2 separate regions of the Mus musculus genome follow, and region 1 is linked to region 2. A link is a loop called in an ENCODE intact Hi-C map of the cell type or tissue named here. Cell type or tissue: heart. All regions are shown on one strand. Each heading gives the region's core, and the rest is flanking DNA. Links, peaks and the distances in the headings are about the cores only.

Region 1 (11,320 bases), core at 1,121-9,120, 68 kb after region 2:
CTTTTTAACTTGTCAGGAGCAAAAATTATTACAAATTAGGCTGGGAAGAGCACAGTGCTACTTTGCCGAGCATGCACAACCACACCTTGGGTTCAATCCCAGCACTGCAAAAACAAACAAACCAAACCAAACCAAACCAAATGTTACTTTAAAGTATTAGTTTTAATTTTATACTGAGGTTATTTTTCTAACTATTTTTGTTCTTTTGTTTGTTTATTTTTCGAGACAGGGTTTCTCTGTGTATCCCTGACTGTCCTGGAACTGGCTCTATGGACCAGACTGACCTTGAATTCAAACATCTGCTTGTCTCTGCCTTCTGAGTGATGAGATTTAAGTTGTACGGCACCACCACCCAGCCTCTATTTTAGCTCTTGAAGACAATATATAACTCCCAAGAGAAAATATTTGAAGTGCAGTGAAAAATATCTTATATTCACCTTGACACCCTTAGTTCTATATTACTCACTTCAGGTGATAGATAAAGTATTATATGAATAGTTCTATTAATCTCTTTAGTCTCATATACTGCTATTTTGACTATATATATATGCATATATATGATCTCTGATGTAGTTATGAAAGAAGTTGCCTAGGGCTTTCCTGGGAACTATGTTCTTACTAATGGAGTGTTCTATCTGCATCGTCAACTTTCCTAGTTCTTGTCCATACTGCCCTCAGTACCAGGCACTATTCTATGCTGTGGAGATTAGGCTTGTAAATAAAAGGAGCTTCCTGATCTTGTGCAAATGCATTCTAGGGGAAGTGGAGTGGGTGCAGATAACCCATAGAGCTATATCTTTCCCACATCTTTGCCAATATTTAGACCTTTTTGTCTTTAATTTTACTTATCCGACATATAAAATGATTGATTTAATTTTAATTTGACCATTTGGCTTATCTCCAGTTATTAATACACTTGACCAGTGATTTCTAATTTTAATTTTCCAAGATTAGCATGTCATTTTGGTTTGTTGTTTGTTTTCAGTTAGGGGAATTTTTGAGATGGGTCTCAATATGTTACCCAGGCTGGCCTTGAACTTGTGATTTTCATGCCTCAGTTTCTCTGGTGCTAGGACACAATTTATGATGCTATACTTGGCCAAAACCTTTTTTAACAATAAAAAAATATTTTTAGTTATGTGTATATGTGTGTGCGGGGGTGGGGGGGTAGGCATGTGTAAGTATGTACAGGTACCCAAGGAAGCAGAAGCATCAGGTTTCCTGGAGATGACATTGCAGGCTATTGTGGGCCACCTGATATGGATGCTGGGAACCAAACTTGGATCCTCTGCAAGAGAAGTAGGTGTTCTTAACCACTGAGCTGTCTTTCCAGATCCTAGAAATATGTTTTGTTGTTGTTGTTTGTTTGTTTGTTTTTTTCCAGGAGTGAAGGGTTGAGAAAAGGTCTAAGTATGTACTTTTAGCTGGCCTGGAACTCACTATGTAATCAGGCTGGTCTGGAAATCAACAGAAATCTGCCTGACTCTGCCTCCCAAGGGCTGGGATTAAGGTGTATGCCACCATAGCTAGTGAAACACACACACACACCCATTATCTTTACAGTTTCTAATTATTGGTTTCTCCTATTTAGGATCACATCTGATATTTACATTTTAACCTTGTATGTGTGGATTTTGGTATGCTGTTATTATAATAATTTGTAGTTTGTCTTGAATTTCCTAGGTAGATAACCATATTGATTGTAAATAAAATTACTTGTTCATTCCTTTTAAATTCTTACATGCTTAATTTCTTTTTATCATGCAGTTCTTGCTAGGACCTCCAGGGCTGAGCTTGTAGACATCAGGGATAGTCTCATACTATTTCATGATTAAGTCAGCACATACATTCTATTGTATACATTGCAAATGTATGGTGGATACCACCTAACAAGCTAAGGATGCTTCTTCTATAACTATGCTGATAACATCTAATGTAAATTAAATTTCAGAAAATGTTTCCTCTCCATACATGGAAATGATCACTATTTTTCCTTCTTCAAGGTATAAAGTAGCAAATTAATATGTTTTCTAATGTTCTAATTGTGTTCTGAGAGAAGTCTGAACTTATGTTAATTCTGATTCACTGCTGGATTTAATTTTCCATACGTTTGGGTTTTTTTAGGAATTTAACATCTGTATTAAATGAGAAATGGGTCTATAAATTTTCTTTTTGTCCTTTTCCTTTGGTACCAAGATCATCCCAGCATCCTACAAAAAGTTGTGGTCAATCTCTCTTCTCTGCTTCTTTATCTGTGTGCTGGAGTAGATTTATAAGACTGGGGAAACTTTTTCTTAGGCATTTGGCTACATTTACTTACAAACCTCTCAGTCCCTTGTGTGCTTTATTTTTACTTTATTTTGTTTTGTAGTTGGATGTTAAGTTACAAGTACAACTGCTTAGAAATAGCTGTAGTTCTTAAATTAGATTTTCTATTTCTTCTTGAGTCCACTTTGGTAAGTTTCATTTTTCTAAGGAACTGGGTATGTCATGTAATTGTTCAAATTTACTTGTATGAGGTTTATGACATTCTTCTTATTTTATAAATTCTGTTATATATGTATATGCATATATAAATGATTTTCCCTTTTAATCTATCTCAATTTTATTAGTCTTTACTGCTTGCCAAATTCTGTTTTCTTGACAGTTTCTATTATAACTTATTTTAATTTTGACTTCTATTATTTAGCATTTGCCTCCCTCTGCCTTCCTCTGTGCTGCTATCCCTTTATCTTGAGCTCAACACTTACAGCTCCTTAATTTCTGATTTCTTAAAATTTCTAATGAAGCTTCTTTCAGGAGAACCTGGGAACATATTTTTATTTGTTATTTGCCACTGTACACATTTTCTAATTTTAGTTATGATTTGTTTCTTCATTTGTATGATTATACCTAAAGCTACTTAGAATTGTGCTTTATTGATAGAGACTGGAAGATCTCTGAGTTCGTCTATAGAAGGCATTCCAGGTTGGCCAGGGCTACAGAATGAGGCCCTGTCTCAAAAATTAAGTAAAATAAAATAAGTCAGGTATTTGGGTTTTGTGTTGAAGTTCTTTGTTCCCCCTGAGTTTTGAACCTAGAGCTTTGTGATGCTAAGCACGCCCCCTACCACTGCACTGTATCTCTAGCCCATGATTTACTCCCAAGGCTATTTGAAAGTGATGTTTTTTAATTTGTAAATGCATGGTATTATTATTTTTATTAATTAAAAGGATGTAATCTCCATGGTACTAAAGTCTTGTTGCCTTGGACTGTGATGGCATGAGCCATCAAAAACCTGGATCTTTCTTCTAGCCCATCAAATACTTGGCTTCATTTGCATACTGCTTTGTGTTTCAGTTTCCAGAAAAGTAGTTGCTCTTAGCAGCTATATGCACTCTCTACATCATGAACATCCCAGCCTCATGAGAAGGAAGCAAGAGCCCAAAGTCAATAACCTCAAAATTCAACATGAGTTGTCCTTAATAGCTCCTTTCTCTCCGAATTCAAGAGTTCAGCTGAATTCTGGAATCACTTCTTGGAAGCAGCCTCTAGCCCATGCCCCAGCTTTGGACCTGGACAACTGGCTCTAATATTCAGTATTGGGGAGAATATTTGTCTGATAAATGAATGCATAATTAGAAAGGAATGGATATGCCCAGTGGGTTCTCATTCATTTTGTAAGCCTTAAACTACAATCAAAGGACAAATATCACAAATAGTAATTTTATATTTATTCCAAAGAGACTGGAGCTGGAACAAGGCAAGTTAGCAGCAGAAGCACCAGGAATGGAGCATCCCTAAGGAGAAAGATTTGTAACCATATTCTGAAGCCTTTCAAATGCATTCTCCAAATCCTTCTGGACGACCTGACATGTAGTTTCTAGGTTTTGTTTGCTTTGTGGTTGCTGGGAATTGGACCTAAGGCATACTAGGCAAGCATTCTACTATTTAGCTGTAACCCTGGCTCACACATGTCTCTACTGTTCATGCAATGTCTCCCTGTTCTAGATAGCAGCCACTCCATACCAAAATCAGTCCACAGAACAAATCCAGATAGATGAGATAAAGGTTCGCACACATTTTGGAAGCAGGGGTCAGAGAACAGGGAATGATCAGATTGTGTGTTGTAGGCTGGGCTTAACTCTCAAGTAATTGTGCTTTCCACCCTGTTCTTGGCCAAGTCAACTCGGCTTGGGTGTGGTTGCTTAAAAATATTCCCAAGGAGCAATGACGCTTCCCCTGGATGCCTGAACACATCATCTCTGTTGTTGAGAACTTGTGGCTGTGTGTCCAGGACTCTCAATGAAGTTTTAATCAAAGCCGTGCTTCCTTTCCATTGTTGCTTTTGGAGTGGCCTTGCTCAGGAGCGCTGGCGTGGACAACAGCACCTCCGTTGACCTTTTCCACAGCAGTCCTTGAATTTCTGCCCCACCCCCTCCCATCTGCTGGCCCTACTTCCTCTCTTCTCTATTTTGGCACCACTGGGAGTGGCTCTTCTCAGTAAAGTGGCTGAAGGGTAATGAACCCAAAATACCTAAGTAGCAAATGAGTCACCGAACTTCCACAGCTGGCTGTGTTGTGGGTAAATAGCAGAGAGGAGGTAACTGCAGGGGTGGGGGTGGTAGAGGTGGCTGACAGCAGGCTGAGGGGGTGGGTGGAGGGGGCAGAGAACTTGGTTGGCTTGCCTAGGTGAGATCAGCACTGTGGCCTATCACACCCTGACTGACTCAAGCTAAGCCCAGGCCCCCTGGGAACTGCTAATACTGGGCTGTCTAGTAAATCTCAGCTGGACAAGGCACTACACTGATAACCCTCTTTTGCGTCCAAGTTCTGAGTCTTGGAGTTTGGAATTCTCTAAGTTGCTACAAGGCTGCTAAGCCAAAATGGTATTTCTCCAGGCCAGCCCATTTTTAGATTTATGATATCTCAGTATCAAGATTTAGGACCAAATTTAATTTAATTTTCTTTTGTATTGTTTTGTTTGCTGCGCTTTAAAAAATGATAATCTCCTCTCTCCTTCTCTCTTTCTCTTTCTCACTCCCCCTCTCCCTCTTCCTCACTTTCCTCTTCCTTTCTCTCCCCTCCTGTGTGTGTGTGTGTGTGTGTGTGTGTGTGTGTGTGTACCTGTTACTGCATGTATGTGAAGGTCAGAGGAAAACTTCTGTAAGGTGGGCCTCTCCTTCTCCCATGTGAGTTCTGGGGATTGAAGTCAGGTGGACAAGGTAAGCAGAAAACGCCTTTTTTCGCTGAGCCATCTCAGGAGCCCTCACTGAGCTTTCTAGAATGTATCTTTTGCCTAAAACTTTAACTTGAAGTATAATAGTGCAGCTGAGATGCCCAGTCCAGCATTGTGATGAACTAAGAAGCTGCTGAGACATTTCTGGTTGCTGCCTCATCAGGACAGGACCAGCTTTGCCTCTGAGAACCTACTCGGTGTCTGTCCTGGTGAGAACCTACTGGGTGTCTGCCTGTCCTGGTGAGACCCTACTGGGTGTCTGTCCTGGTGACTTAGGAGATGATTCCTGCTTCTTGTTTTTCTAAACATAAAAAAACCCCGAGTGGGCTAAGCCCTGAGCACTTGTCTAATGGTCTGATTTCATGGAGAACAATCTAGTCAGCCACTCTGCTTCTAAGACCTAAACTGACACAACAAGAAACAAGGGAGGGAGGGAGGGGGTAGAAGGAGAGAAAGGAAAATGGAGAGAGAGGGGGAGAGGACAAAAAAGTATCTGTGCAAAAAACTAGGACTAAGAAGCATCCAGGACTCCTAATGTGATATGACTGCAAGAAGAATTTTGAAAACAAAAAGAAACATTAAAATGTCCTCTGAGAAAGATGATATTAGATCATGGGGAAGACAGGATCTGATCACTCGCTGTCTGCTTTCTCCTTTAGTTCAAAACCAGGAACTTCTGGAGCTAACTTTCAAACAGAGACAAAGTTAGTTGATTCAGTGCTGTTCCGCTTGACTTGCCCCTGCAGTGGGGCCTGGTGTCAGTCTAATGCTTATCTCCTGTAGCTCCCCCACCCCCAGCCCGCATAAGTGGAGAACCAGATGCCATGACTTGGAAGGAGAAACCTTGATCTCACCCGAGAGTGGGAAGACACAGGCCACATGACTTGGCAACTAAAATGAAAACAACTCGAAACACACACACACACCACCACCACCACCAGCACCACCAGCACCACCAGCATCACTACCACCACCAGCACCACCAGCACTACCAGACTTCAGTCTTAATTGAGGCATAATTTCTGGTTCCTATTTAGTTATTTGGTTTCTGAAAACTCCTCCCTTTTGCACACCAACTAGAAAGCAGCTGAGAATTCTCCTTGGAAATGAATGGTTCATTTGAATCATCTTGGGAAAGTGTATATTTCTTATTGGAAGTCTTCATTTAAAAATGCTTTTCAAAACTAAACAATCAATACACACCTGCAATGAAAATACAATAAGACCATTCTCAAAATTAACTATACTTTCAAGCCTCACACAATAACTATTTTTTTCTTTTTTGAGACCAGGTTTTACTACATATCCCTGGGTGTCCTGGAACTTGCTATGTCTGATCTTGACTTCAAAAATCTACCTGCCTCTGCTGAGACTAAAGACAATTGCCATCACACCTGGCCACACACTAACATTTTATGAATATTTTCTTCTGATCTTTCCATGGGCACAGACTTAGTCATTTAACACAGTTAAACTCATTCTGAATGCATAAAATTATATACCATTTTCTCTGTTATATGGTAACGTATCCAGTCATGATTGTTTATTATTTTTATTTATTATTATTGTGTGTGGGTGTGTGCTGTGTGGAGGTTATAGAACAACTTTGTGGAATCAGTTCTTCCTGCTACCTCTACATGGGTTCTGAGGTTCGGCCATCACATTGCCAAGCTTATGCAGCAAGCATCTTTACCTGCCAAGCCACTTTACTGGCTCATCAACTATGGTTATTAATGGATACAATCAACATTAAATAATCAACATTTCAATTAGTCAGTGTTTGTGTTTTGGACATTAAATTTGTTTCCATAATTTTTTTTTAAAGTATGACGTTCAAAATTTGGAGACTTAAAAAGATTTCACATAAGCTTTACAATTCAACGATTTGGTAAGTCCCATTAGCATTTGTTTCAATAACCCAAAAGTTGCAGATGAGCCTTCAGGATAGATTCATGGGGGAATCTAGCAACTCATGAGAATATAGCAATCGCCTACAACAATAGCCCCAGTCACCTAGCTTGTATCCCCCTTGTATTTGTGATCACAAGTCTTACCTCTAGTGCAACATTTTCAAGGACTGTGTGTGTGTGTGTGTGTGTGTGTGTGTGTGTGTGTATGTATACCATTTTCACTCTATGAAAAGCACAGTAAAGAAGAGGTAAAGTCAAAGCCGAGGATCTTGTTTTTTAAGTATAAAGGGCCAGATTATCACTTATTCTGATTTGGGTTTCCTGGTTGAGGCACTTGCCCGTGAGTTAATGCTTTTGAATTCTAGTTAAGGTAGATTGAAGGAGATGGAATTTGGCATCATTAGGATGAGGTAGAGTCAGCTGTGGATATAGTTTTTCATTGCCATTTAACTCCCAGTTATATGGCTGTCATAAATCATTCCATGCAAATGTTTTCTTTCAAAGATGCCCTGTGCCATACAGAGCACAGTTCTGGAGTGTGTGCTTGCTATTTTTCACATTTTCAAGGGCCTGCCTGATCAAAACAACTTAAGGAAGGAAGGGTATATTTGGGTTCACAGTTGGAGGATACAGTCAGTCTATCAAAGTGGAGAGGCAGTGTGACGGGAGCCTGAGATGGTGAGTTGCTTTAACTCTGTAATCAGAAAGCAGAGAAAGACTGTCCCTGGTGCGAAGATCATGTCTTCCTTTTTATTCATCTGGAAATTCCAGCCCATAGAACAGTGCCACCAACAGCAGGGACCCTATCTAGAGGCTTCCTCACAGCTGTGCCCAAAGGTTGTCTCCTAGCTGATCCTAGATCCAATCGAGCTGACAATCAATATTATCTCTCCTGGTGCTCAGTACTAAATACTTCTCAGGGCTATTTCACATAAGAACCTGAAACTCAGAGGCAAGTATTCTTCTCCCTGTTTTCTATGTGAGTCGATTAAAGAGCAGAAAAGTAAAATATAACCCAAAAGCACATGGCTAAGAAACATTTGAGTTAGGACTAGGATCCAGGGCTAGCCTCAAAGCTTATGGTTTTCTATGACATAGTGCTACCTCACTCATGAAACCTTATAGACAAGTATCAGCATAACTCTAAAAAATGTTTTAATCCTTGTCCACCCAAGGTAAAGTGTTCTCCAAGACCCAGGCTCTTCCATAATGAGAACAAACTGGAGGCTCTTGAGAGGACTTAAAAGATACCTCATGAAGAAGATATCAGCCAAGTCAACTATAGATGATGGAAAACCTTCGTCCCATGGAGGCTCTGACAACAAAGATGCCACAAGATGGGACTTCTGCTAGAACACTTGCTTGCCTGAGCATGTGCATCAAGCCCTGGGTTCCTTCCTAGCACCACAAAATTAAAAAATAAACAGGACAGCGTCTCTCACTCATTTACTCCAAAACCAGTCCTTGGAACATATTATGGTTGGTGATGGTAACGGAAACTATTGCTTCTGCTGCAGTTTTTAAATGAATCATTAGAACATAACATGACTGGCTATTTTCCCACTGGACTTTAGTTATGTAATATTAGGGACTTCTCCACTGTTACGTTTTTATTCTTAGGACAGTGTATGATCTCTAGTAGATTGTCTTATTCCATTTGGATTGCTATAATACAGACTGAGTATCTCCAACAGAAATTAATTTCTCACAACTCTGGAAGTCGGGAAGTTCCAAGAGACTCTGTCTCTTGCCAGCCTGCTTCCTGGTTTATGGATAGCAGTTTTCTCACTGTTCTCTTATGGTAGGAAGAACTGAGAAATTCTCTGGGCATATCATTATTAGTTTATCTAATATTGTGTGCTTGTGGGCCTTCACACATGCATGTGCCACAGTGTGTATTAGCAGGTCTGAAGGCAACTTGTAGGACTTGTTTCTTTCCTTTAACCATAAGAGTCCCAGGATGAAATTCAGGTCATCAGATTTGGCATCTGTAAGCCATCATGCTGGCCCCACATTCTCTTTTATAAAGACATTAAACCCATTTGTTAGGATTCTAGCCCACAGTCTAACTACCTCGGAAAGTTCTGCCTTCAACATCATCAACCATGGGGACTAGGTATCAAAATATGAGTTAGGAGAGGGGATGGATATTACTAGTTAGTCTATAGCCTAGATGCTCCAGAAAATTTGTTATACATATGGCTGAAGATATTATCTGGCCCAAAGGCATAGGTTGGTGTTAAGGATAACTTCATGGACTTCATGGACAGAGGCATCTTCTAGGGTGTATGGGTTAAACCAAAATGGCCCAAATCAAGAAAAGTGAGGGAGTCTGTGTGATCAGTTCCCATGTTTAATATCCATCATACACTCCAGGTCATAAGTGTGAAGTCATCCGAAACAGGAAACGGAGGCTTCTTCTCACTTGCCCTTGCATAGAGTTACGATAAATTCCTTTCTTCTCCATGACTCCCGAGTATAACTGAGTTTATGCTAGACTTAAGTAGGCAAACCCCTTCTAGAGAGGGAACTTCCAGAATCCTGCTGGCTTCTCCAAGGAGAAAGCTAGGCTGAGTGTGTGGAATGAGCCAAGTCTCTAAGCAATTAATATTGTGGCTGAGAAATCAAAAGCAAGACTATTACAAATAGATTTTGTCATAATCCTATAGCTCCCAAATGTGGAAACTCCAGGCCAGTCCAGGTCCCGGCAGAGGCTCATCTGCTATCTTCCCAGTGCAATGCTTGTCTGTTTATATTTGCTCATTTCCCTCACAGAGTGCCAGGAGAGAAAAAGTGATCTTTGAAAAATTCATCTGCTAGTATTTATGCAAACACTTTTCTCTCCAAGTGTGGGTTTAGCGATGTGACCGAAGCAGACACAAATGCCTCCAGCAGACCCCAGGGGAATTTTAATGAAGAAACAAGGTTGTAGGGGAGATGTTCCTAACGTGACAGAAGTTGTTGGTTGAGGGGCCTGAAACAACTGTCTTCAAACCAGCAGCGTTCAATGGAGTAAAAGTTATAGCTTCGAGCTCTAGCTTTGGAGGTTCATTTAAATTGGTTACACACCCTTTACTGAGTTTCTGCCATAGTATATTGGGCAGGTGATAAAAATGTAAGATCTTTGGCTGATAACCCAGCTGTCATTGGTTCTGAGACAGCATCCTGCTGACATAAGGAAAAAGGAGAGCGAAGAGCCTCACTCAGTTAGGTGTCACTCTTCGCTACATGGTTTATATGCAGGGCATAATTTAAGAACGATTAGGTTTTGTTGTGACAAAATACCTGTTGGAAGAAACTTGAGGAAGAAAAGAAGGAATGTTAGTTCACTGTCTAAAGGAGATAGTCAGTCCATCATGGCAGGGGCAGGGGGAGTGGGGAGTGGGGTTGGAGGATGGGGAGGTGGGGGGGGCCTGATGATGGGAGCGAGTTACATTGTAGCCACAGTCAAGGAGCAGAGAAAGAGATGCAAGCTGACGCTCAGCTTACTCTCTTCTTACTCCCCTTCATAGTCAGCTGAGGATTCTAGCCTGTGAGATGGCACCTCCTGTATTCATTTAAGCCTCTCCTTAAATGCCCGTACAGGAACTACTAGATGTGTGTCTCCGGGGTGATTCTAAATCCAGTTAACAAGGAAGAGTTATCATCACACACACATACCTATCCTACGATGATGTTCTCTGTCTTTCTCAGAAAGGCTCACAGTGGACACGCAACTTGCTTGGGTTTGTGCAACTTCAATTGGTTTAAAAACTCACACTCTTCTGCACAATGCAGAACACATTTCTGAGGTTTGAAATATATGACATTCATTTATTAGGATCTAAATAGCTAATGTGTTGAATGCTTCCTTCAATACAGTTAAGTCTAACATTCTGGATATATGGAAACAGACTTAAACTTTGTTAACTATGTAGTGAGGTGCATACCACTGTTATACCATTTTAAGGGTAAGAAATTGGGTTTGTACAAAAGTTGTGTAGAACACAAAGAAATAGAAGAGGCCACATCTTTGAGGGGAATTTGGAAGCATTTTCTACTATAACACACACACACACACACACACACTCATGAGCATGAGCATGAGCATGCACATGTAAGGGAGCCATTTAACCCAAGTCTACCTTGACATAACAGGGGACGATATTCAGTAAACACAGTATTTTCATTCCTCTAGTCCTTTTTGTAGCCC
Region 2 (11,320 bases), core at 1,888-9,887:
TCTGAAGTTCATCTCTGATTCCACACAGGTCAACTGTGAGTCCTGATGTCATTTTCAGTGACCTTTACGTAAGCACTAACTAGCACGTGCAGGAACGAACCCGGGATAGAGCACCGCCAGTCCTAGATGTGTATAGTGGGGCTGTGCCTTGGCCTGCTTCTTCTCAACCCACCCTACCCTTAGATGAATTGAGCACATTCTCCTGGAGAGAGCAAGAAACCAGCAACCTCTACCCCTTCGATGACACGTCTTCTCTTACTCTACAAGGTCCTTCTATCACGAGTGTGTGAACCCTGCCATTGACAGGGTGCTAAGTGACACAGCCCAGGCTCCTTGCTTGGCGTTTTATACCTGTCACTTATAATCGTGTGCCAAACTTAATCGTAAGTGCTGCTAACTCATTTCACTGGTGAGGAGACCACAGCCTGGTGCGAGGTGGCTTTCAGGGAGCAAGTGGCGGAGCTGGGATCTGAACCTGCATTAGTTACTTCTCAGATTTCTTTGACAAAATCTTGAACAAAGGTAACTTAAAGAAGGGAGGGAGGGAGGGAGGGAGGGAGGGAGGGAGGGAGGGAGGGAGGGAGGGAGGACAGTTACAGTCAACTACGATGGGTAAAGGCCAGAATCTGAGTCAACTATCTTAGCCCTTTCCAGTGAATCACACAAGAATAGGCCAACACCAATTATACCAAACATAAACTGTGACTGGGCAGAAGCTCTTCAGTGTGGAAGGGTGTGCATGATCCATGGGTTGGGCCAGCTACTGAGAACTACTGAGAACAGGATTTTTTTTTTCTTTCTTTTTTGCCAGTTTTCTGGTTTCTGGTTCCTCCTCTTAGGCTGTGGAGTAATGGAGGGCAGCCTGCCAATCCTCCCTCAACCTTCTCCACCCCACACCCCTGCATCTAGTCCATGGGCAGACAGCATCAGGAAACCACATTACTTTACTTCCCGCTGAAGGGTTCCCCCAATAACTTTATTTCCCTCGGCTTTTCATTAAAGCTATTGTTATACAGAGTCTGTCTCAGCATTTCATCACGGTTAAAGATACTACATTGTTATTGCTTATACTGAAGGTTTAAGAGACCTATTTCCCCGAGGAGGTTCTAGGAAGGATGTTGCTCTTCTAATACCTCTCCTGCTCTGTTCATTAGCTTGGTGGCGTAGGTTGTTCCTGGGCAGCCAGGAGCTCAGAGTGGGTCAGCACAAGCCAGGCTTGTCTCAGCAAAAAAAAGACTTTTCTAGAAAAGCTGCACGCATTGTCTCAACTTCAGGCTTCTAGTATCCTTTTTTAAATTATTTTTTTATTTTTATGTGTGTGCACACACTTGTGTGAAGGTGGCATAGAGACCAGAAGTCATCATCACTTGCATGCAGCTGGAGTTACAAGGCACTCAGAACCACCTGGTGTGAGTGCTGGTAACTGACATCAGGTCCTCTCAGAGAGTAGTGTCTCAGCGTTTCTATTGCTGTGAAGAGACACCATGACCACGGTAACTCTTTTTTGTTTTTTTAAATGTATTTATTTATTTTATATTTGTGAGTACACTGTAGCTTTACAGATGGTTGTGAGCCTTCATGTGGTTGTTGGGAATTGAACTTTTTAGGACCTCTGCTCGCTCCAGTCAACTTTGGTCACTCAGTCCCTGCTTGCTCCAGCCCAAAGATTTATTATTATACATAAGTACACAGTAGCTGTCTTCAGACACACCAGAAGAGGGCATCGGATCCCATTACAGATAGCTGTGAGCCACCGTGTGGTTGTTGGGATTTGAACTCAGGACCTTCGGAAGAGCAGTCAGTGCTCTTACCCTCTGAGCCATCTTACCAGCCTTATAAGCAACTCTTATAAGGAAAACATTTTACTGAGCAGGCTTACAGTTCAGAGGTTTTATCCATTATCATCATGGTAGGAAGCATGGTGGCACGTAGACAGACATAGTGCTGGAACAGTAACTGAGAATTCTACATCTAGATCAGCAGGCAGCAGGAAGAGACCATAAGCCACTAAACCTGGCTTGAGCTTCTGAGACAGTGACAGTTCCTCCAACAAGGCCACACCTCCTAATACTGCAACTCCCCTATGAACCTAAGGGAGCCATTTTTATTCAAACCATCACAAGTTGCCATTGCTCTTGTTTGTTTGTTTGTTTTAAAGATTTATTTATTATTATATGTAAGTACACTGTGTTTTTGTCTTCAGACACACCAGAAGAGGGCACTGGATCCCATTATAGATGGTTGTGAGCCACCATGTGGTTGCTGGGAATAGAACTGAGGACCTCTGGTAGAGGAGTCAGTGCTCTTAGCCGCTGAGCCATCTCTCCAGTCCGTGGCAAATGCTCTTAACCACTGAGTCAAATCTCCAGCCCTGGCTCCTGGTATCTTAGTTGTCATGCTCTGTTCTTTTATTATGAGCACATGCTTTTGGGAAGACTGCAAGTCACAAATAACGAGCACATAGAAGGAACTTTGGTGTTGCTTCCCATTCACCCATAGGGATTTGTGTAATTCTAAAAATAAAATACCCAGCCAGATGCATGCTTGGAATCCCAGAAGTTGGGAGGCTGAGGCAGCTTGATCTCTGTGAATTCAAAGCCAGAGCAGACTGCCAAGGTTACAAAGTGAGACCCTGTCTCTAGAAACAAGAAACAAAACATGGCAAAGCTGTCATTTTAATTGAGTATCTTGGAGAGGACTCAATAACAGAGCTTGGGGCACTGATGCCCAGAAGTATCCGGGATGGTGCCACCCACGGCACAGGCAGAACCCACTTACCATTGTATGTACAATCAACTCCCAAGAAGGATCAAAGGCGCTGGTGGGCAGCCAGTGGCCCCTCCCTCACTATGGATTCCATTTCAGCTTATGCTATCCTCTCTTTGAGCACTTTTATGCTACTTTGGAGTTAAATTGTTTCTCCCACTTCCTATTCAACTTTGGACCTCCAGGAGCCTCTTATAACACCTGGCAACATGGGAGACCTGTTTTATGTTGGAGCTGAATGCATATATTATTCCCAGGTCTGTCCCCACCCTACCCCCACACACATCCCACCCCAGCCCAAGAGGGTGCTAACCATGTCACTGTGTTGGGCAGAAGCTGAGAGGAACGAGAGGGTCCATTTTTTGTTTCTTTGTTGCATCTTTTCCCTGCAGTCTTTTGGGGTTATGTTACTCAGTCTGGTTAAGAGGCCCTTAGAGAGAATGCCTTACAAGACAGTTTGTGGCTTCTCTATGCTTGTTTACCACCACACGTCCATTCTCTCTTCAGTGTGATTTGTCTAATCTGATGCCATGGGCACCCTGTTTTCTGTGTTCCATGATCAGAGCTCTGTCATTTGTTCTTGGCCCTGTTCTTCTTGCTTTTTCTGTAGGGCTTAGAACTGTTCCTGGTGTTACACTCATCACTTTTCTTGTCCCAAATCAACATTCACAGTGAGATTTTAGAGCACAAGTGTGCTAGAAGTGGAATTGAACATGAGAGGAAACTGGTGCCCAAAGTGACTGGTTTGAGGTCAAAACCGGCTAGCCAGAACATTTAGCTCCTTGTTTATTCTGGTGCCCACCTCGCTGAGCCCACAGATGAACACCCTAGGACCACCCAACCAGACAGTGATCCACTGCATGTATGTGTCATGGCCAGTCTCCCTGCCCTGTCCATCCAGGTTGATGTGCCAGCCAGTCATATCACCTCTTACTGGAAGTTACCTTCCAGACCTTCAGCACTCAAACCTGTGCCAGAGTTCTCTGCCTCGGTGAGATTCCCGCATCGAACCACCTCCTGTCCCACTCCATGTACACACAGGGCTTCTGCCTCCAGGTGTCAGGCCTGTCCCACTGCATTTATGCCCTGAGGCCCAGCCCCGGGGAAGAAATCAAAATGGGCTGGCTGCCAGCGAGTGACTCAGACGTTGAACATGCCACGTCCTTCTTGCTTTGTGAGCTTTGTTTCTAAGCGGATAACCTTGGCCACATTGCCCAATCTCCCATGTCTTTAATTCCTCTTTGGTGAAGGAGGAAGATTATTCTTTGGGACCTGAAAGAAGTAAAAAACACCCAACATCTGGGGCAGGGTCTGGACCACTCTTAGAGTCCTGCACCCATGCTCTTCCTGTGGGCCTCATGGGCACCGGGCCAGTGACTCCTCATGAGGTGCTTGCTGGTTACTGAACCAACAGGAAGCGTCTCTATACCCACAGACCCTCTGTGAACCGTGAACTGCAGGCTGGCTGTGCCCCTGAGGTTGGAATGGTCTAGATGTGGCTTTCCTTGGCACCTTTCTCTCGTCTTTTGTTGAAGAAGCTTTTTGCTCCAAATCCTCTGTTGGTTTTCTGAGCTTCAGAAACTGGACTCACCCGAAGGCGATGGCAGGACGGCGATGACGTCTTCTCCTATCTTCTCTACTTGCCAGGAAGTGAGTGGCTTGACCGCATGAAGAAGCTTGTGCCAGGGTTCAGCTATGAGACCGCCCCCCTTCGTGAGCCCAGGCAGAGGCCAGCCTGGGGGGTCTGACTGCAGGCAGTTCCTAGACAGGCAGGATGGAGCACCCGCAGCCACAGGGGCCTCTCCGTTGCTGCAGGTGAAGCCTGGCTATCTCAAGAGCCCGCCCTATTCAGAACCATAACCACAGTTTCTGTGTCTTACCTGTCACTCATTCTGGAGGGCGTGGCAGAGCACTTGGCACTTTTCAAGGCTATAAAAAGGCCACCTTCTGGGCAGGGTGTGAAGGTTGATGAATATTATGGTCACCTCCTGCCAAAACAGCTGCTTGACAGACATGAAACGCACGGCACACAATTTACGATTTAATGCGCAGCCTATTCATTTGTGTCTGCACTTGATCCTGAATACCAAACACTTTCTAACCTTTCATTAACCTTGGAATAGATCCTGACTGTGAAGGGCCAAGGAACCAGAATGACTCTCCAGTCATTCCCGGGCCTCCAGGAGAATGGCTCTTTCTGACCTGAACCCTCCAGGATGACTCAACTGACCCACTCTGGGCCCTGCCAGATGGAAGCCAGATAGATGTTGTTTTGGTGGCCCCGGCTGCAGCAGAGGCCAGCAGAAGTCTAGGTCACTGCAGATGGTCCAGTCTCTGGTCCTTTCCAGCCCCCACCCCATCTCTATCTAGTTCCCATGACTGGGGCCTTTTGTGTCATCCTGAGGTTGGCACTCTCTCACTTCCCGACAAGAATGCTGGCTGTTGTTTCTGAGCAAATGGAACGAATGACCAAAGAGAACCCCAAGCAATCTGCAAACTGGAAACATCTGCAGGAGGCGAGGGCAGCTGCTGGCTGGGTGGGGCTCCAAGGAACTGCCGGAAGGTCAGCCTAAGGGAAGGTTGCTCCAGAAACCTAAGTCCAAGCAGGGGGCGTGTCCTTCTGGGAGAGGGAAAGTCAGTTTTCTTTAAGGGCATGGCCCCTGGAAGGTCAATCACACTACTGTGGGTGGATCCACACCCACTAATATATGGACATCGAGAACGGGTTATAAAAATAATTTTTTAAAGGACATGAAGTTAGGAGGGGTTGGGGGTGGGCGTATTCTTGGGAGGAGTTAGGGGAGGAGTAGGGAGTGAACATGATCAAATATGTTGTGTGTAAGGGTGTGTGTGAATGTATGTGACTGTATGAGTATATGAGTTTCTCTGTGTGAGTATGTGTCTGTGAGGGTATGTGACTATGTGAGTATGTGTATGTGAGTGTAAGTGTGTGTGATCCTCAAAGGATTAATAAACATTTTTAAAGGGTTACTTCACGACCCTCCTCACCTTCCACTTACAGAACTCCTTGCCTGGCCCTAACCAAGTCAAGGAGCTATGCTGTTGTTCTCCTAAATACCATTTAGATGTTAGATGTGGCAAAGCCGAAGTGGCTCTCATTTCACAGACCCAAAGAGGAAGCAGGTGCGATGACTGCCCTACCCACGGCAAGTAAGGGAGGGCGCAGGTAGGAGGGATGCATGGTCACGCACACACAACACCACATCACCTTCCGTAAAGGCTAAGTAGCTCGCCAGAGGCTTGGATAGCAGCTGCTGGAGTCAGGTGACACAAGGCCTGGAGCAGATCAACAATCCAGCTGCTGCTTTGAGAGCTGGATTTTCCTCACTTCTGCAGTAGCTGAGGTTGAGCGTCAGAAGCTTGGGCCCAACAGAAAGGTCGTGCAGAGCCAGCTCTTCGTCTGCAGGGGGAAATCTCAAAAACCCAACTATTTCTTGACATGGACTCTGAAGTGGAAAGAATTTTCTAAGCGTCACATGGGAGTTACTGTGGAAAGACACAGACTAGCTTATTTTGCCTGACTACACAAGGGCTACTCAACCAAGACTTCTACCTTCTGTGAGACCTGATCTGTGTTCTCTTGGGTCTTGGCAAGGAAGTACTAATTTCTAAACTATTCCCTCCCAGGCTTCAGCCTGCATGTATGATATGAGAGAGAGAGAGAGAGAGAGAGAGAGAGAGAGAGAGAGATCTTTGAAATCAGAAGAGGGTGTGGCTCTGTGTGATCCCTGATTAGAGCTGGGGACCATAGCAATCTCCTGAGAAGACTAAGGAGGGCCCTTCCGGGAGGTAACCAGAGGTTGAACGAGAAACCACAGACATGCATTATCGCAGGCAGCCATTGGGCACCAGCTGCACTTCAGGGCCTCCACCATATACTGAAGACAAGAGGAAGTGAGAGGGATCAACAGGAACTCGGTTGAGGCCGTCCCCCACCCCCAGGAGCTACCGAGATCTCCACTCGCCTCCTTTGATATGTACGGTGAAGAGACTGACTGGGACAGGTTGCTGATTCATCAGCACACAGTCTGAGGATGCTAGAAGTGCACCTAGCCAGACATCCTATCCTCCCCAGGAACTCAGAGAGACCTCGGAGACCACAGAGGGCAGCCCAGCCTGGTTCCAGAAAGGGGAGCTCTTCGGAGGACAGACCATTTGAGGACACAGTAGCACCCCTGTATTTATCTGGATACTACGGATCCGGTCAGAGGATTCCGAAGTGGATGCTGTGTGCTACCTACACACTCTGAGACTAAGCCTTAGGCCTGAAGCTGGGACTCCTCCACACTGTCCTGTCACGAGTCCATTGGGGGGTGGAGGGATTGCGTTCAGCCTGACCGAGTCGGCACCATTGGGCTCCCCACTCAGCCTTTGCCATTTGCCCATACAAAAACAGCTCTCACCTCCCACAGCCTGACAGGCTGTGCCAGAATAGGACTACCAAGGAAGCAGAGGACACAAGCCAAAAGGAAGTCACAAAGATCAGCTTAAAAATAACCCTCTCTTGTCTATCATGAGGAGGAGCTCTGAGGGAGATATAGCCCAGGGTAACAACAGAAAGGTCCCACAGCAAATCAGCAGAGGTTAGGCTTCAAGCACCACCCCCCAACCCACTTCCGCCAGCCAGCATCTGTTTCCTTTCCTATATTTAAACAACCAGGTTAGTGAACTTTTAGTGCTTTTTCTTTTTTCTTTCTTTTTTTTTTTTTTCTTTCTGGCCAGGGCAGAGCAGGACCTTTCACAGAACACATGGGCCATGTTGACACTTGAGGTCTTATAGCCTGTTTTGTTTTTTTTTTTTTTTTTCTGCTCAGTTTCTGTATATGTGGGACCCAAACATCCTGAGACAGCTTCCAGCCCCATTATTTTTGTGCCTCAAGAAGAAGAGCTGGAACGTGTGAGAACCAGAGGTGGAAGGATGGTGGGCAAGCAGCTGGGAGAGTCACCCAGATGCTGTCCTACTGTGGACAGTGCAGGGCACTTTTGATAATGGTTTGAATTTGAACTATGCTCTGACCAGTTCAATTTTTAAACCCTGGCTTCCCAGCTTTTGATGATAATTTGCAGGCGGTAGGAGAAGCCTGTTTAGCTTCAGGAAATGTGTCAGCATGGGTGGCCCTTTAAAGGTTTATACCAGCCAGGTCCCACTGGGTCACTGCTTCACTGTAAAGAACATTGCTCCTGCCAAAACCTCCCTGCTGCAATGGCCTGAAACCATGAGTCAGAACCACTGTTTGCGTCTTTAAGTTTTATTGTCTGGTATTGTGTTGAAAGGATGAGAAAAGTGACTGATGCATTTGTCTAAGACCAGGAGAGGCAAAGGGGTCCTGCAGGACACCAGAGATACAGACACTATCATCTGCACCAACCCCAAGTGCTGCCGGGACAGTCTCTTCACAGTTAGGCCCTCAAGACTCCACACTATTTCCAGCGTCATCATTCTCTCTCTGATAGAGCTGCATAAGGGAAGGCTACTGTGGTTCTCCAGTTTACAGCCTACGTTATTCAGGTTATGGTGGCTCTGTCTCACCACACACACATACACACATACACACACACACACACACACACACACACACCACCCTGTACTTGCTAGGAATTGTCTCAGGTCTCAGGAATCTTCTAGAACAGTGGTTCTCAACCTTCCTAATGCTGTATTCCTTTAATACAGTTCCTCATGTTGTACTGACCTCCCCTCATCATGAAATTATCTTGTTGCTATTGATAACTATGTTTGCTTCAGTTATGGATTGTAATGCAAACATCTGATATTTACTATGGTCTTAAGAAACCCTTGTGAAAGGGTCATTGGACCCCAAAGTGGATGAGTCCCACAGGTTAAGAATCCTAAAGATCTCTCCTTGTGGTGGGGAGGAATGCTGAGTAACCTAAGAGCCCATACTCCTTGTCTTTGGCCAGCAGGTCTCATACATCACTAAGAGATTCTCTCTCTGGATGACTCTGTGCTGCCTGACATTGCAGGGTGAGTTGACGGGACCCAGCAGCTATCGCTGCAGTAAAGCAGAAAGGCCCCTGCCAGCAGCCTTCTGCTCTCCTCTCCACATATCCAAGCTGCCAGCAGATAGAGGTTAGGCTTTCACACTTCCTTTCCCTGAACATAGAAACCTCCTAACTTGTTAATGTTCTGGAGATCTGCCCTGAGTTGAACATTACTGAATTTCAGCCCACAAAAACACAGGCCAGAGGGAGTGTTTCAAAAGCCCAGCTCTGCCCTTCTGCAGCTGCGTGATCTTCAGCAAGTGACTAACTATTGTGAGCCCATTTCCACAACTGTCAAATGAGATTCAAAGAGATACAGAGAGGTGTGAGAAGTCGTGGAGATGACATTTATGAACACCTGGCTCCTTTCCTGCAGGTCCTCTGATGGTTTCTACTGCTGGGTGGATTCTTTGCTTATTTGGTTGGAGTCCCTTTCATACTCTATATTAAATACTTTAGAGGCTCTTGTTGAAATCAGTGTTCTTCTGAGCTGACAAGATGGCTCAGCAGTAACAGCACTCACTGTCAAACCTAACAAGTGGAGTTTGCTCCCCAGAACCCACACCGTGGTAGAAGAGAACTGATCCCTGAAAGTTGTCCTCTAACCATTACACATGTGCTGTGGCACAAGTATGCCTACACACACACACAACTACAAGTAAATAACAAATGTTTTCTTAAAAACACTCCTCCTAGTGTTCTCCCTAACCACTTCTCTGCAAGAATAGCGAGTTATCAGTTGAATGCTTGCTATGCTATGCAGACTGGCCCTTCACATGCCTTAATGGATTTCCTACAAGACAGATATTATGATGGCCACTTTACAGGCAAGCAGGCTGAGTTAAATTATATATATCAGGCCCCAGAGCCTCCACTTGAAACCTTTTGGCTAGACCCAGGCTACAGTTGGATGGGCTGTAGTTACCACTGTTTATAGAGAATTTTCTGAGCTCTACCAAGAGGTGGGTGATCCTTTTTCAGAAGTTGGTTTGTGTGTGTGTGTGTGTGTGTGTGTGTGTGTGTGTGTGTGTGTGTGTGTGTGTTTCATTTTGTTTGTCTGTTTTATGTTTTTTAACCAAACCACACTAAACAGATCATTTACTAATGACAGCACTGTTAATTTGGCACCTACAAATCTTGTGTCAGACTCTAAATGCACTGCCCCTAAGCCAGGGATTTTTTGGTTTTCACTCCACTGTCAGTTTGGACGAAGTAACTTCTCATTGTGAGGGTCGATGTCTATTGTGTACTACTATGTTACTGGATATTAGCATCACCCATGCCTTCTACCCACTGAATACCAACAGCAGTCCCAACTCCCCAAATCATGACAATCCAAAATGCCTCCAAGTCTTGCCAAATATTTCAGGGTGGGGGTGCAAAGTCCCTACTGGGTGGAAAATGCTTGCTGCTTTGAACACAAAGTCTGAACTTTATAGAGGTTAGGCTGTTTTCCCAAGATCACAGAGGCTGGCAGGCACAGCAGAACCGAATCTGAACCAAGGCTTAAATGTTTACTCTGGAACCATGCTTTTAGTTCCTAAATAAAGAAAGCACAACCTTGATACCTCAATGTATTAAGCTGTCATTACAGCCTTGTGTCCCTTGTGCCTAAGATCTGGCCTGAGCATCCATCTATCCAACTTTTTTTTTTTTTTTTTTTTTTTTTTTTTAAGGATCACTATGAAGGTTAACATCTTGGGAAACAAGGACCATTCTTTTTTTTTTTTTTCCCCATAAACTGTGTTGTTTTTTTATTAGATATTTTCATCATTTACATTTCAGATGCTATTCCGAAAGTCCCCTTATACCCTCCACCTGCCCTACTCCCCAACCCACCCACTCCCACTTCCTGGCCCTGGCATTCCCCTGTACTAGGGCATATAATCTTCTCAAGACCAAGGGCCTCTCCTCCCATTGATGGCCAACTAGGCCATCCTCTGCTACATACGCAACTAGAGACATAAGCTCTGGGGGGGCGGGGTGTACTGGTTAGTTCATATTGTTATTTCTCCTATAGGGTTGCAGACCCCTTTAGCTCCTTGGGTACTTTCTCTAGCTCCTTCATTGGGGGCCCTGTGTTCCATCCAATAGATGACTGTGAACCTCCAATTCTGTATTTGCCAGGAACTGGCATAGCCTCACAAAAAAACAGCTATATCAGGGTCCTGTCAGCAAAATTCTTGTTGGCATATGCAATAGTGTCTGGGTTTAGTGATTGTATATGGGATGGATCCCCAGGTGGGACAGTCTCTGGATGGTCATTCCTTCTGTCTCAGCTCCAAACTTTGTCTCTGTAACTCCTTCCATGGATATTTTGTTCTCCCTTCTAAGAGGGAACGAAGTACCCACACTTTGGTCTTCCTTCTTCTTGAGTTTCATGAGTTTTGCAAATTGTATCTTGGGTATTCTAAGTTTCTGGGCTAATATCCACTTATCAGTGAGTGAATATCATGTGTGTTCTTTTGTGATTGGTTTACCTCAGTCAGGATGATATCCTCCAGATCTATCCATTTGCCTAAGAATTTCATAA

What was found. Hi-C counts contacts between places; a loop is a spot of excess contacts. Peaks named below come from ENCODE experiments on the same cell type or tissue, not always from the same donor. Only the 100,000 strongest peaks of a DNase experiment are listed, where the experiment ranks them.
Region 1: a loop joins it to region 2, with 6 times the contacts of the local background. A loop is called at or near these places in 10 of 42 quality-filtered maps.

The regions. Positions count from the first base shown.
Region 1 is chr3:105,819,016-105,830,335 of GRCm38, reverse strand. It overlaps Gm46838 (a long non-coding RNA gene), which reads left to right and starts at 4,483. Exons shown (of 2, transcript XR_001784065.2): 1 at 4,483-4,582; 2 at 8,304-8,569. In heart, for the core only: a CTCF peak has its summit at 1,792; DNase peaks (open chromatin) are centred at 4,345 and 6,045; H3K27ac peaks cover 935 bases; H3K27me3 peaks cover 1,840 bases.
Region 2 is chr3:105,888,029-105,899,348 of GRCm38, reverse strand. All of the region lies in intron 1 of Tmigd3 (transmembrane and immunoglobulin domain containing 3), which reads right to left. Among named protein-coding and RNA genes, the nearest start is that of Adora3, 11 kb to the left of the region's middle. In heart, for the core only: a CTCF peak has its summit at 6,155; DNase peaks (open chromatin) are centred at 3,888, 4,558, 5,188, 7,328 and 3 weaker places; H3K27ac peaks cover 2,921 bases.